Linked DNA regions of Mus musculus: region 2 is linked to region 1. A link is a contact called in ENCODE Hi-C data. All regions are on one chromosome and are shown on one strand. Each heading gives the region's core, a stretch centred on a gene start or an enhancer-like site at or near the end of the contact. The rest is flanking DNA. Distances are from core to core; before and after follow the strand shown. Region 1 holds the start of Cad (carbamoyl-phosphate synthetase 2, aspartate transcarbamylase, and dihydroorotase). Region 2 holds the start of Tmem129 (transmembrane protein 129).

The links. Hi-C counts contacts between places; a loop is a spot of excess contacts on that map.
Region 2: a map of regulatory T cell shows a loop between it and region 1 (8-fold over the local background). The contact joins the promoter of Tmem129 here to the promoter of Cad in region 1. A Hi-C loop is called at or near these places in 2 of 37 maps with a recorded cell type or tissue (T-helper 17 cell and regulatory T cell).

The regions. Positions count from the first base shown.
Region 1 is chr5:31,051,532-31,058,531 of GRCm38, forward strand. Cad (carbamoyl-phosphate synthetase 2, aspartate transcarbamylase, and dihydroorotase) reads left to right here and starts at 3,249. Exons shown (of 44, transcript NM_023525.2): 1 at 3,249-3,505; 2 at 3,712-3,851; 3 at 6,538-6,667. The coding sequence starts at 3,424. Atraid (all-trans retinoic acid induced differentiation factor) reads left to right here. Exons shown (of 7, transcript NM_027855.4): 3 at 666-737; 4 at 931-1,002; 5 at 1,232-1,353; 6 at 2,430-2,527; 7 at 2,732-3,102. The coding sequence ends at 2,836.
Region 2 is chr5:33,654,349-33,661,348 of GRCm38, forward strand. Tmem129 (transmembrane protein 129) reads right to left here and starts at 3,629. Exons shown (of 4, transcript NM_026698.3): 1 at 3,275-3,629; 2 at 975-1,449; 3 at 365-524; 4 at 1-266. The coding sequence starts at 3,479. The coding sequence ends at 18. Tacc3 (transforming, acidic coiled-coil containing protein 3) reads left to right here and starts at 3,780. Exons shown (of 15, transcript NM_001040435.3): 1 at 3,780-4,379; 2 at 6,874-7,000. The coding sequence starts at 6,875.

The sequences.
Region 1 (7,000 bases), core at 1,999-4,498:
AAACAAAACAAAACAAAATCTCTGTCTGTGGCTTGGTGCTAGGACTTGCCTGAAATGCACAAGGCCCTGACAACAGTAACTTCTGAGTGTAAGAATTTCAGTAAAACCTACTAATCCTGGAGGGAAAAAAACCCACAAGGCTTCTTCCAGTATTTGCACAATGCATGGCTCTACTGATTAGAGCTGGAGAGATGGCTCAGCAGTTAAGAGCACTGAGTCCTCTTCCAGAGGTCCTGAGTTCAATTCCCAGCAACCACATGGTAGCTCACAACCATCTTTGGTGGGATCTGTTGCCCTCTTCTGGTGTGTCTGAAGACAGTGACAGTGCACTCATATAAATAAAATAAATAAATATTAAAAACAAGAAACTGTGTGACCCAATAGAAATTCCAGTTGCTGACTGAAATGCTACATATCTGTACTAATCAGCACAGGATCCAAGGTTTTATGTGTTTGAAGTGTTGCTTTTGAGAGTGAACTTGAATTTTAGGTAAATTAAGATGTCTACATGTAGCCAGGGCTAACTAGATTGGCTACTACATGATTACAATGTCTGCTACCATAGCCTTAACCTTACAGTTCTGAACATAGATATTCCATCAATATTAGCTTAAGTAGGGGATGAAAAAGAGGCAGAGTTGACACTGATTTCTTTGTTTCTTCAGGCTAGATCTTCAGAACTGTTCCCTGAAGGATCCTGGTCCAAACTTTTTACAGGCTTATACTGCTATTATCATGTAAGTGGTTATATATTTTCCTGCCCAAAAGATAAATATGGTGATGGGAAATAACTCTTGAGAAGGTAGGTTAATATTAGCATCTAACCTTGTACAACTGAGGATAAGGAGTGGGTTACTGGCCCAGGACAGCACATATAAAGGCTAATAGAAAACTTCTGCAAACAGAGCGCTAACAGTGTGTACTTTGCAGAGACCTTCAGGCAAATCCTCTCAAGGATGATTTGGCCAACACCTTCCGTGGGTTTACTCAGCTGCAGACTCTGTGAGTAATACAGGAAGGGAGAGAGTGCTGATGTGCTAAGTGCTCAGCAGGATGAGAGCCACTACTGCTGTGTGGGGTGTGCGTGTGCGCGTGACTGAGTAAGTTCATATGTGCATGTGTGTTAGGGAGTGGACCCATGGCTTTGTGTGTTGTTGAATGTTTGTTCTACTCCCGAGCTACACCCCAACCTCTTTGGCTGTGCATTTATGATCATATGTGTTGTCTTCAGGATACTACCACAAGATGTTCCCTGTCCTGGAGGTAGTAATGCCTGGGACAATGTTACTTCTTTCAAGGACAAGCAGATTTGCCAAGGGCAAAGGGACCTTTGCAATAGCACTGGAAGCCCAGGTATGCTTTAGCATGGTCGCCTCACTGGAGAGTGCTTTCCTTCTTTCTAAAGAGCAATTATTCTCTACGTTAGAAAAGTAAAGATGCTAAAGTGCCTTTTTGTCCTGTGTGTTCTCTATTCCCCTGACGAGGTTTAATTATTATTGTTGCTGTATTATTATTATTTCTTTTTTCTTTTTCTTTTTTTTTTTTTTTTTTGGTTTTTTGAGACAGGGTTTCTCTGTGTAGCCCTGGCTGTCCTGGCACTCACTTTGTAGACCAGGCTGGCCTCGAACTCAGAAATCCGCCTGCCTCTGCCTCCTGAGTGCTGGGATTAGAGAGCTGGGATTAAAGGTGTGCGCCACCACACCCTGGCTTTTGTTGTTGTTTTGATACAAACTTTCTCTGTGTAACAGCTCTGGCTGTCCAGGAACTCACTCTGCAATCTGAGTTGGCCTTAAACTCACAAAGATATGCATGCCTTTTTCTCCCAGTGCTGGGATCAAAGGCTTGCACTACCTCCTGATGAGCTTTTCTTCTAGTGTTTCTTTTTGTTTTGACTTTCTGAGATAAGTTTCTGTAAGGATTCCTAGCTGATCTAGAACTTGCTGTGTACACCAGAACTCACAGAGATCCGCGCCTGCCCTGCTTCCCAAACGCTGTGATTTAGGTGTTTACCACCATGCCTGGCTTTTCCCTCTACTTTTGATGTACAAATAATTAAGAATCTAAGCAGATTTGAAAAAATGCCTAATGAGATCCAGTGATCTCCTCCCATGCAAGTACCAATCAGGCCCTGCTTTGCTTCTGAGATCAGAAGAGCTTGGCTCTGAAGCCCGGCGTGATGGCACATGCACTTGGGAGGCAGAGGCAGGTGGATTTCTGAGTTCGAGGCCAGCCTGGTCTACAAAGTGAGTTCCAGGACAGCCAGGGCTACACAGAGAAACCCTGTCTCAAAAAACCAAAAAAAAAAAAAAAAAAAAAAAAAAAAAAAAAAAAAAGAAGAAGAAGAAGAAGAAGAAGAAGAAGAAAGAGGAGCTTGGCTCTTCAGGGTAATTGGCCTTAGACTTCAGTGACTGTTTTTCTCTGGCTCCCAGAAATGTGTCCTGAGAACGGATCTTGTGCATCTGACGGTCCTGGTCTTTTGCAGTGCGTTTGTGCTGATGGTTTCCATGGATACAAGTGTATGAGGCAGGTGAGGAACTGGACCTTTTAGAAATAAAGGGATGCATTAGGCAAGAACTTCTCAGAAAGAGACACAAGACAAGGAATCAATGCTGGAGGGGGTAGGAAATAGAGGAAGTGCCCAAATGAGGGGATGAGTGACCGAGAAAGAACAGATGTTAAAAGAGGCCCTGGGTACCTACACAGCTGTGACTTGTCTGTTTGCTAATCACAGGGCTCATTTTCACTGCTTATGTTCTTTGGGATTCTGGGATCCACCACGCTAGCCATCTCCATTCTACTTTGGGGAACCCAGCGCCGGAAAGCCAAGGCTTCATGAGCCACACAAGACTTCCAGCTCACCTGACTGCGCACCCTCATCTATCAAGTCCCGGCCATGTCGCAGCCAAGAAGATTTACTTCGTTGACAATTACTGGCCAATGAGCAGAACTGTTTAAGGCTGAAGCGGCCATTGATAATGAAAGGTGTCAAATTGCACCACCTCGGGGGTCTTGTGGACACTTGGTTCAGGAGTGGACTCGTACTAATTTGTATTATTGACTACAATAAACACCTTTTCCCCCGTTTTAGAGAATGCTGCCGTACCTGTGCGTGTTTCTAGCTTGACCGGCTGGTTTGGGGGGGTCGGGTTTCTCAGGCCTCCGGGGTTGCTGCTGTGGAACCATCCTATGGTCCCGCCCCTGACGTGCCCGGCCCCGCCCCTGACGTTGCCGGCTGCTTGCGCCGTCGCAGTCGTGCTTCAGCTCACTACGCTTAGGGCTCTGGCTTGCCGCTCCCGCCTGCTCTCCAGCGCCCCGCGCAGCGAGCCACGTGGACCAACTCCGGCGCGCGGTGTTCGCTTGGTTCCAGTGGGGCTCGCCGCGCCTCCCGCGTCTGCGTGCTTGCCCTGTCTCAGCTCCGACCCGATGGCGGCCCTGGTGTTGGAGGACGGGTCGGTGCTGCAGGGCCGGCCCTTTGGGGCCGCTGTGTCGACTGCTGGGGAAGTGGGTAAGCAAGCCCGGGCGGGCTGCCGACCCCACTCTACTTAACCTGTCCACCCCGCCTGCACACTCCTCTTCCCGAGTCGATACCTCCAGCCCCAGCTCTCTTTCTCCACTCACGACCGAAGGCAGTCATCTCCTCCGGGATTTGCTGCTCTCGGGGCAGTGTTCCGATGGGTGCCCTTGCCTGAACTCAGCCCTGTCTTTCTTCAGTGTTTCAGACCGGCATGGTCGGCTACCCAGAGGCCCTCACTGACCCTTCCTACAAAGCTCAGATCCTAGTGCTAACGTATCCTCTCATCGGCAACTACGGCATTCCCTCAGATGAAGAGGACGAGTTCGGCCTGAGCAAGGTAGTCACACCCAGTGCTTCCACTACATCCCTTCTCAGATCAGAAGTTAGCGGTGAAGTGACCACTGACATCCTGCTAGACATCCTGGAGATAGCAGCTATACACACCAAAGCGACCGTGGTTACAGGGTTTCTAGGTACCTTGAAAGGCAGAGAGCTAAAGTACCCTCTCTGAAAGTCTTCTGTGTACTGAAAGCATGGTCCAAGAAAAGTGATAAAGGGTTTATGGGAGCAGTTCTCAAAATTGCAAGGGGTGCAATTTCTAGTTATCTTGGAAGGACCAGCAGAGGATTTTTTTTTAAAGTAGCAGAGTCATAGGGGGTAAACAATCCTTACAAATTCTGTTATTCTTTAATACAGTGGCTAGCTCGGCACTCACTGCGTTAAACCATATGAAAATTATTGTTGCTACTTCATAACTGTAATTTTGCTATTGTTGTAAATCGTAATGTAAATACCTGATATTTCCCATGGTCTTAGGCAACCCCTGTAAGAGAGGCAGGCGGGGGTCGCGACCTACAGGTTGAGAAACGCTGTTTCAGGCAGGCTGCTATAAATCGGTGAGAAACTGGAAACTAGAAGGGTCATGCCCCTTCTAAGACCAATTGTAGCAGTGACGTTGGTCACCATCTGGACTCCTTACTTGGCCTAGTTTCATTTTTTGCTTCTCAGTAGTGTTTACCTTTAGATAAACTCAAATTTCCTCACACAGTAAGGTCCCCCTTCTGTGAAATCTGGAAACTATTGCCTCTGAGAGTTAAGGCTAATATCGACACAACCATTAAGACAATAGAAGTCACCATAGCCTAGATGCAGTGTTCCACAGACCGAGCTTAAGCCTGACTGCAGGCTTACAGAAGCCTCACTATGTAACCTTGGCTGGCCTGGAACTCTCAGATCCACCAGCCTTTGCCTCCCAAGCTGTGATATTAGTTCATGTGCCAAGCAGAGCCTTTAATTCTTTGGTGTTTGTTGTTGTTTTGTTTTTTCGAGACAGGGTTTCTCTGTATAGCCCTGGCTGTCCTGGAACTCACTTTGTAGACCAGGCTGGCCTTGAACTCAGAAATACACCTGCCTCTGCCTCCCGAGTGCTGGGATTAAAGGCATGCGCCACCACCGCCCGGCCTTTTTTTTTTTTTTTTTTTTATCTTTTTTCTTTGCCTCTTTTTTTAAAAAAATTTTTTACTAGATATTTTTGTTATTTACATTTCAAATGTTATCCCCTTTCCTAGTTTCCCCTCCAAAAACCCCCTATCCCTTCCCTCCCCCCCTCCCCTGCTCACCAACCCACCTACTCCTGCTCCTTTGGCCCTGGCATTCCCCTACACTGGGGCATCGAACCTTCACAGGACAAAGGGCCTCTCCTCCCATTGATGACTGACTAGACCATCCTCTGCTACTTATGCAGCTGGAGCCATGTGTATTCTTTGATTGGTGGTTTAGTCCCTGGGAGCTCTGGGGGTATTGGTTACTTCATATTGTTGTTCCTCCTAAGGGGCTGCAAACCCTTTCAGCTCCTCTCTCTTTTTTTTCAAGACAGGGTTTCTCCGTCTAGCCTTGGCTGCCTGGAGCTCATTTTCTAGACTAGGCTGGCCTCACTGGCTTTGAACTAATAGAGATCCTCTTGCCTCTGCCTCCCTAGCACTGGGATTAAATAGGCATGTGCCACCCCCTCCTAGCTACAAGGCAATATCTTAAGAATTTGGTTAATATGTTAAGTTGTCAAAATTGAGACCCCCTGATAGATGCAGGGTGAATGAGACCTACAGCCCAATGCATTGCTTTGCCTGAAGATGTGTACCTGGGTCTCTCCACCTGGGGAGGGCCAGCCAAAACACCCTTCAGATCCCTGAAGGCTGTAGTTTATATAGACTTTCAAACTCAACCCTCCTGCCTCTGCCTTCCCTGGTGCTGGGGCTGCAGGTGAGGGGTTGAGGCATGGACATTTTTTTATTCTTTTTATACCAGGGTGTGTGTGTGTGTGTGTGTTTGTGTGTTGTTTTTCAAGACAGTTTCTCAGTGTAGTCCTGACTGTCTTGGAACTTTCTCTAGACCAGACTGGTCTCTAATTCTAAGTTCCAATTAAAGGTGCAGCACCACCATGCTCCACCGGCTTTGTTTATTTTAATGTTCTGTGCAAATCTCTTACTACTTTGTCTTTATCACACCTATATAATTATTACCGAGTTTGTTCATATTACCTTGTTAGTTTCTGGATACCTGAGGTGGAAGTTTGCACCTTGAGGACAACAAACCTTACCTTTCCTCACTGCCTTTGTTCAGTGCCTTTGTCTTGGCATCTGCTACAAGGCCTGCACCTAGTGAGCACACAGGAAATGCTTGAGGATTTAGTCTGTATCATGTGCAAGAACATATTCAAGACACATTGTACATAGCAGTGAAGTAGAAAAAGGTTCATTCTTAGAAGGGAGATGATGTAGATAATGTAGAAGTGGGGGTGTTCAGAGAGAGGAAAGCCCCATTTCCTGTTCTCTGGACACGATAGGCCCATGTTCAGTGTTTCTTGTGGGACAATGCAAAGTTAGTAAAGGCACTGCCTGCAAAGTGGGGAGTGCTTAGGATACTGTAGGAATGATACACTGTCCTGTGTGGCCAGACAGTGGAGGGACATGCCTTTGAGAGCTAGCTGTCTCTGAGCTAACTCCTCGCGGTCTCGTCTTCTATAGTGGTTTGAATCCTCGGAGATCCACGTGGCGGGACTTGTAGTGGGAGAATGCTGTCCCACACCCAGCCACTGGAGTGCCAACTGCACCCTGCATGAGTGGCTGCAACAGCGTGGCATCCCCGGCCTGCAAGGTACGAGAGCAAGCACTGGGGTGTCTGGGTAAAGTACACAGTACCTAGACCGAGAGAATCAGGGAGGTTTCTGGGATCTGTTACTTTTGTGTAGTCTGCTCTTTTTTTTTGGTTTGGGATTTTCAAGACAGGGTGGGTTATCATATAGCCAAGGATGGCCTCCTGTAGCTTCCCAAAGTGCCTTCCTACTACCTTGCCCAGCTTATGTTCTTACTCCTATAGTATTGTTTGCCATGTTTGTTTTCTTCTAGAAGTTATTTCCAGTAATTGGGGCTATGTAGATTGTGGTTCAGTTTGGATGTCATATTTAGGGCAAGACCACTTCATGGCAGT
Region 2 (7,000 bases), core at 2,379-4,878, 2.6 Mb after region 1:
AGAACATACTGTGATGCTCAGCGTACACAGCACACATCCAGGATGCAGAAGCGGGCACGGCAAGTGGGGCAGGGCACACGGCTGGCTAGCCAAGTGTCAGGGCGCTGGGGATCCTGGCGGCTGGCAAACCACTTGCCCATGCAAGTGAGACACCACATGGGTCGGCAGTAACACTGCTGGCACTCGCCGACCGCTGGCTCCTGACAGGTCTTCACCAACTTCACGCTGGCCCGTGTTTGCATGCAGCCTATACAGGGCTCCAGCTCCTACCGAGAGGCAGTTGAAAGAAAAGGGGTTACAGAAAGGCCTACAGGATGGTCCTGGGAGGAGTTCCACCCACTCTCCCACCCGGGCCAGCCCCCACCTGGTTGCTGGGTACTGAATAGGCTGGGTTGACCTCCACATGGGAAGCAAATGTTTCTAGGAAGAGGTCCCCCAGGCTCTGGCGGATGACCACATTGGCTGCACTTCGGATTGGGGCGTGGAGCTTCTCACATAGTTCGCCATATTCTGATGAATTCAGCCTGCAAGAACCATGGCTTGATGAACTGAGACCATCTGCCCTTGGGTCCACAACCTAAAGTCATTCAGAACCAAAAGCGGGCAGGGCCAGGAAAAACAAGCCACCTCGGTGAAGGCATAGCTACTAAAGATGGATGTGAAGGCAAAATCCAGAGTCACTGGTCACGAATCCCCAGCAGGATGGACAGGAAGAGTCTGGAGCTAAAGTGCCACCAAACTACATTCCTAGGCCATCACAAGAAGGTATAGGGACAGCTCAATGACAGAGCAGAAAGAGCGACAAAAAGAAAGCAGAAGGCAAAAAAAAAAAAAAAAAAAAAACCAAACTTGAAGGAGGATGACACTAAAGGGGTCAATTGACCAATGTCATATAGGCCCCAGCAGTGCCTTAGTCTTCCTCTACCTTTAACACCTCCTAAGAAGTACATGATCCACAACCACCATGTACTTACCGAATATCAAAGGGCTGTGTGCCAGGGCTGGTGCTTGCCACACGTATAGTAAGAAGCTGCACAGGTAGGTTTGAGTCTGGCGAGAGATCATGCTGCCGTGACTCTGTCACAGTCAAGTGAACATCCTGTTGCTGAGCCACATGTACACGGTATGTGGTCACCTTCATTACCCATGTGTCTGTCACAATCACTCGGGCACCAGGTGCCCCTGTAGCAAACTTGTCAATCCGTCGGAACTCTGTGTTGATGGAAGAAGCGACAGCCTGCCAACCAGACTGTGGAAGGGCATAGAGGGCCAGGGTTTGGGCCAGTGGGTGTCGGGTCCACCTATCCCAGGACCAGTAGTAGATCAGGGTACAGGAGAGAAGGGGAAGGGTCACAGCCAGGAGAAGGAAGAGTTGCCAGGCTTCTGGGGCCTGACCTGGGGAGTAGAGCTGCTTTTCTGAGGCTGCAAAGCACATGCCCATGTAGTAGCCTGCAGAAGAAAAGACATCTCAGGGGAAGACCTGGATGCTGGGGGCTCTCCTCCTCCCATGGTAACCCATCTGAACACCACAGCGCTCTCCCTGTGCTTGGGGAAGGGAAGAGCTATTTCCTTTCTGTTGCCAGCCCTGAGCCTTGTCTTGGTAACCTAGGGCATGATTAGCTCCCAGGACACGTTGCTTTTACCCCTTCACCTCCACAGCAGGCCTGCCTCAGCTCTTAGCCAGAGCAATGGTACCTCATATTAGAGGAAAGTATTTGCAATTTACTACTATAACTTCACAGACAAAGCCAAGTAGAAATCAAATAAAATCAAAGCTGCTGGTTAGTGGTGATTCATGCTTTCTATCCCAGCACTCAGGAGGCAGAGGCAGGTGGATCTGAGGCCAGCCTCATCTACTGATCTAGTTCTGGGACAGCCATGGATACACAAAGAAAAACAAACAAATAAACAAAAATTTCCTAGAAAACCAAAAGGAAACGACTTTACATAAACTGACCACTGGCCTACTTGAGACAGTTCTTTGGGCTGTATCTTGGTATCTCAATTTTGCCTCCTCTGAGGAGGCAGAGCCAACATAGCCCATCTCAAAGCTGGGACACTGAACAAGAAAATGAGCAAGTACCCAGTGATAGGGCACCTTGCTAGAACAGAGAAACCAGTTTCAGAGCCCTGTTAACCCAACAGGGAGCAACTTGAACATCAAAATGATCTGCAGATGGTAAGGTACTGTTTGAGCAGGCTCCAATCTGCAAAAAACAATAGTAACTGTTTACTTCTAGCCAATTCACTACATGTTAAAATAACTTGTTATGTAGCAACAGAAGACAGCTCCACCGTCTGTCTGCTCTCAATATGACCTCCCTGAGTGACTTGTGCTTATTAACTTTGGGTTCCTTGTTCTGGTATGGGAGTGCCCACTGGACAGCCCTTGGTCAGGAGTCCTGCCTTAGAGCCCCACACTCTTGATATGCCTTGCAGTGTACTAACTAGGTCTCCAAACCAAACTACATGACCATGCCAACTCCATCTCCAGTTCTCCAAAGGAGTCCTCTCCACCCTCCTTCTTCTCAAAACAGATCTGAGTGTTTCTATTACCACACCTGCCTCTGCCTCTCTGGAGCCTAAGCAGCTGCTTCACACCAATCATTCCTGTGCCCAGAGCTGCAAGTATGACAGACAAGCAGACATGTGTTCTCCCAGATCTATCTTTCCCTGTCCCTGTAGCTTCCAAAGGTCTCCTTCATCTGGATCCCAGACTTCAATCACTGCTATATTCCAGCAGTTTCCCCAACCTTTCCTCCAATCAGCCAACAGATGGGCCTCTCCGAGGTCCCACTAGCACTTGGGGCACCACATACCATGGCCTTGGACAGGGCCATAGACCTAGCCCGGCAAAGGAAACGCTCCATTAACATTCCCAACCTTGACCGTCTTCATCTCTGCCTGCTCTTCTTACACCCACCTTCCCCTGGGATCTCTCCAACCCCTGTTGTAATGAAATCAACAGGAGCTCTTTCCTATAGAAATCGTCCAACATAGCAAGCAGGCTGAACGATTCTGCACTCCAGCCGCAGTGATGTCAAAGACTGGAGCTTAGCCCCACCCGAGCACCACTCGCAGGACAGCGCCAGGGCCGCCGCCTCCCAACTGGAAGAGCGTATGGTGCTCTAGAGCGCTCAGCTCACAGCCAGGGCTGCAGAGATCCCGCTTGCTTGTTCATGATCTTGACCGGCTTCTGCTCCAGTTCCTCACCCTTGGAGTCTCCAAGCGCCCGGTTAAGCGCCAACCACCGGCCGGCACACAGGAGGCTCACCTAACGGCAGCAGTGAGTGACACAGTAGTGTGGCGGAAGTGCGGCGAAGGTGGTAAGGTACGAAGGCGGCGTCCTCGCTGCCCAGCCAGCCCGACAACAGATTCTGCACTGTGAGCCCGGCCGAGTAGAACTCGTTGGGCGTGAACACGAAGCACACTGCGAAGACCAGGTAGGCCAACGTGAAGGTCACCTCAGGGCTGTCCATCCCGCCACCGCTCACTGGGCCGTGCAGAGGCAGGAGAGTCCAGTTCTGGACAGTTGGTTTGTTGCCGCAGCCACCGCCGTCAGATCGCCCGCGGGGCACTCTGGGAAACGGAGTCCAAGTCCGGCTACTGGCGGGGCATCCTGCGAATCTGAGCGCCTCCTGTCCAGGCACCCGCAAAGCATTCTAGGAAATGGAGTCCCCTCCTCAGGCTGCCCGCGGGGCACTGTGGGAGACAATTTCCCTGTTGGGTTGACCCGAAGGGCACCCTGGGAGTCAGAGTCTCGCGAGGCCGCCCCCGGCATTCTGAGTGGGGAGTTCTCGGACCCTACGCTGACCCACAAGCTGTGAGCCGCCCAGACACCCCCCGTAAGGGTTCAACTTCTCCCTTACAAACAGCTCGGAGGAGACACTGCAACTGGGTCCATTTAACAGCTGAGAAAAACCGAGCCAGGGCGAACTGGTTTCCAACCGCATTCGCGGCCGACCATGAGATTTTCTGGGCCATGATGGCTCTCACAGTCACTGGCTACCAACAAGCCCTCTCGGCCCCCGATGCTAGACCACAGTTCCCATACGCCCCAACGCTCCCACTGTGCCCTCAGTCCCGGAAGCGGAACTCCCTGCGCAAGAAGGGCGGGACCAGTATGGCTTGCAATTGGCCACAGGTGGCTCTACGGAAGCCTCTTCTCCAACGCGCTGATTGGCTGTGGAACGCCAACTTTCGGTATTTGAATCTGGGGCGGGCGTAGCGGACGACGTTCCGGGACTGCGAGAGCGGACCTTGTTGGGGTTCCTTCGGCTGGGTTTCTCCTGCTCCGTTTTCTTAGCGCGAAGCGGGCACGGCGCTCCTCCCTTGCGGTGGGCGTCCGCGCGGGCCCAGGGCTTGGCAACCGTAGTCAGGTAAGGGAAACGGCGATTTTTTATTTCCCTCGGGCGCAGGGTGGGGATCAGCCCCACGGAACTTGATTCCTGCGAGCTGAGTTACCGTTCCTGTCTTCCGCAGCTTCGCTCTCTCCCTTTGTTGAGGACCCACCCCTCACTCCAGCCTCCTCTGTTCTAAACTCAGGGGATGCACCTAGCCTCCTAGGCAGGACAGGAACCTGCCCGTGGGCTGGGCTTTGCAGGCCGGCCTGCCAGTGATCTCGGTCTGACCCAGTTGATGGCCTCCAAAGAGGCCGTGCTGGTTCCTGTTCTGGTCGAGCGTGTCGTGTAGGAGAATCGCGTCTCAGAGCCAGGGACATCCGTCGCCCCAAGTCTCTTACTCCATCTTTTCTGCGAAACTATTCTGTCTGTCGTCTGTCTTCCTGAACCCAGGGATATTTCTTGTTCCTGGGTCTGTGCCTCTAAGTCCTCCTTCCGTACAGCCTGACCACAACTTCAAAATAAATGGCTTCTCTTGGAAACGCTTTCTTTCCAACTCCAGATGGTCCTGATAAGTTTCCCTTCTCTATTGCATCCTTCTCTGAACAGAGTCCTTTAAGGCTAAGGCCTTTTTCCTCAACTTTAGCTACCAGAATGACCTCATGCCTATACCTATACAATTTGGTTCAGCAATGCATATTTCCAGTCATGATCGCTTGATTGTACACTTCTGTCCATGCACTGTTCGAGGTGGGAGATGTTTCTTTCTCCTTCAACCTTCAAACTTCACCTCAGAGACCATCAGTCAACTTGAGCTTTATCATCTCCCATAGGTGATTTGACCCCATACTTGTTCTCAGAAGGACAGGTGCAGCAGCAGCAACAAAACTTCCTATGTTCCCTGCCCCACCCCTAGTCACTCCTGCACCATGAAGACATCAGAACAAGAGGAAAGGCCCCTTGTGGGTGGGACCATCTCTGGGCTGGTAGTCTTGGGTTCTATAAGAGAGCAGGCTGAGCAAGCCAGGGGAAGCAAGCCAGTAATGAACACTTTCCCCCTTTCCCCCTTGATCACTAATTGAGAAAATGCCTTACAGTTGGATCTCATGGAGGTATTTCCTCAACTGAAGCTCCTTTGTCTGTGATAACTCCAGCTGTGTCAAGTTGACACAAAACTAGCCAGTACAGGTTCTGATGTCTTCTTGGTGCAGGAGTGACTAGAGGTGGGGCAGGGAACATAGGGAAGTTTTGTTGCTGCTGTTGCACCATGGCCTCTGCATCAGCTCCTGCTTTCTGACCTGCTTGAGTTCCAGTCCTGACTTCCTTGGTGATGAACAGCAGTATGAAAGTGTAAGCCGAATAAACCCTTTCCTCCCCAACTTGCTTCTTGGTCATGATGTTTGTGCAGGAATAGAAACCCTGACTAAGACAGAACCCAAATCTGGCTTGTCAATTTTTGTCTCCAGGAACTCCCTCCAGGAGCTGGGGACATGGCTCAGACAGTATTGTGCTTGACAAATGAGCATGAGGACTTGACGTCAGATCCTCAGCACCCACCTAAATTGTGTGGTGTGGCTGCACCCATTTGTAATCCTAGCACTGGGAAGGCAGACTGGAGGATCCCTGGAGCTCCCTGGCCAGATTGTCTTGCTGAATTGGTGAGCTCCTGGGTCAGTTAGTCTAACAAGGTGGAGAACAATTGAAGAAAACACCTCCTGTCAACCTTTGACCTCCCCTTCACACACACCTCCAACCCTCATCCCATCCGAAGCAAAAGCTGAACCGATTGTTCTGCTTTCTTGCCTGAAAGACTTCACCTGAGGCTGTACAGCCCAGAGGCCTATGCTTGTAAATTCCACATCCATTTCAGTGCCCTTTCCTCATGCTTTCTGGGAAAAAAATCCTAAACATTGCTCTTGATTTGTTTTCTCTACTTTATGACCTGTGTACCTTGCTGAGCAACCTAGTCTACCTCTCTTTTGCTAAGGGAACCTCTGGTTCTGTCCCTCTCCCTCATTTCCTCAAGGCTCCTAGAGCAGAGTCAGCAATAGCTTCTCTTGATGACCTCCCTCCCCAGTACCTCTCCTTACTCCTCAACCAGAGCCCCCAAGGTTTCACCCACAAGAATCCATGGTCCCATGCCTCTGCCTCCCAAGTGCTGGGATTAAAGGTGTGCTCCACTACCACCCTATTACTTTGGTTCTCTTCAAACCAAAATTATATCCCCTAACTCTTGTCTTACAGTGTAATACATTAATGGGAGTCATTTTGAACACCTGGTTCTCTTTCCTTCTCTGCCTGAACCCTTTTAGCAGTTGGCTCAGGAAGTAGCAGTATCCTTGATGCAATACAAGGGACTCTGAGGCTTTCTCTGGAAGATGACACCTACTTGAAGTATTAAGTATACCTGTAAAGGGTACTAGCTCTACCTGTCCAGAAATAGAACATCTCCCTGCTATGCTCACGGGGCATTTCTGTACATACGCTGCAGCATCATTGACTTCCTAGTGACTAAAACATACTGTTTTCCCAGAATGAGTCTGCATGTCTTAAATGACGAAAACGTGCCCAATGAAAAGAGTTCACAGTGCCGTGATTTCCAGTTTTTGCCACCAGAACTTACCGGCAGATCATCTGTTCTTTGTCTGTCACAGAAAGAA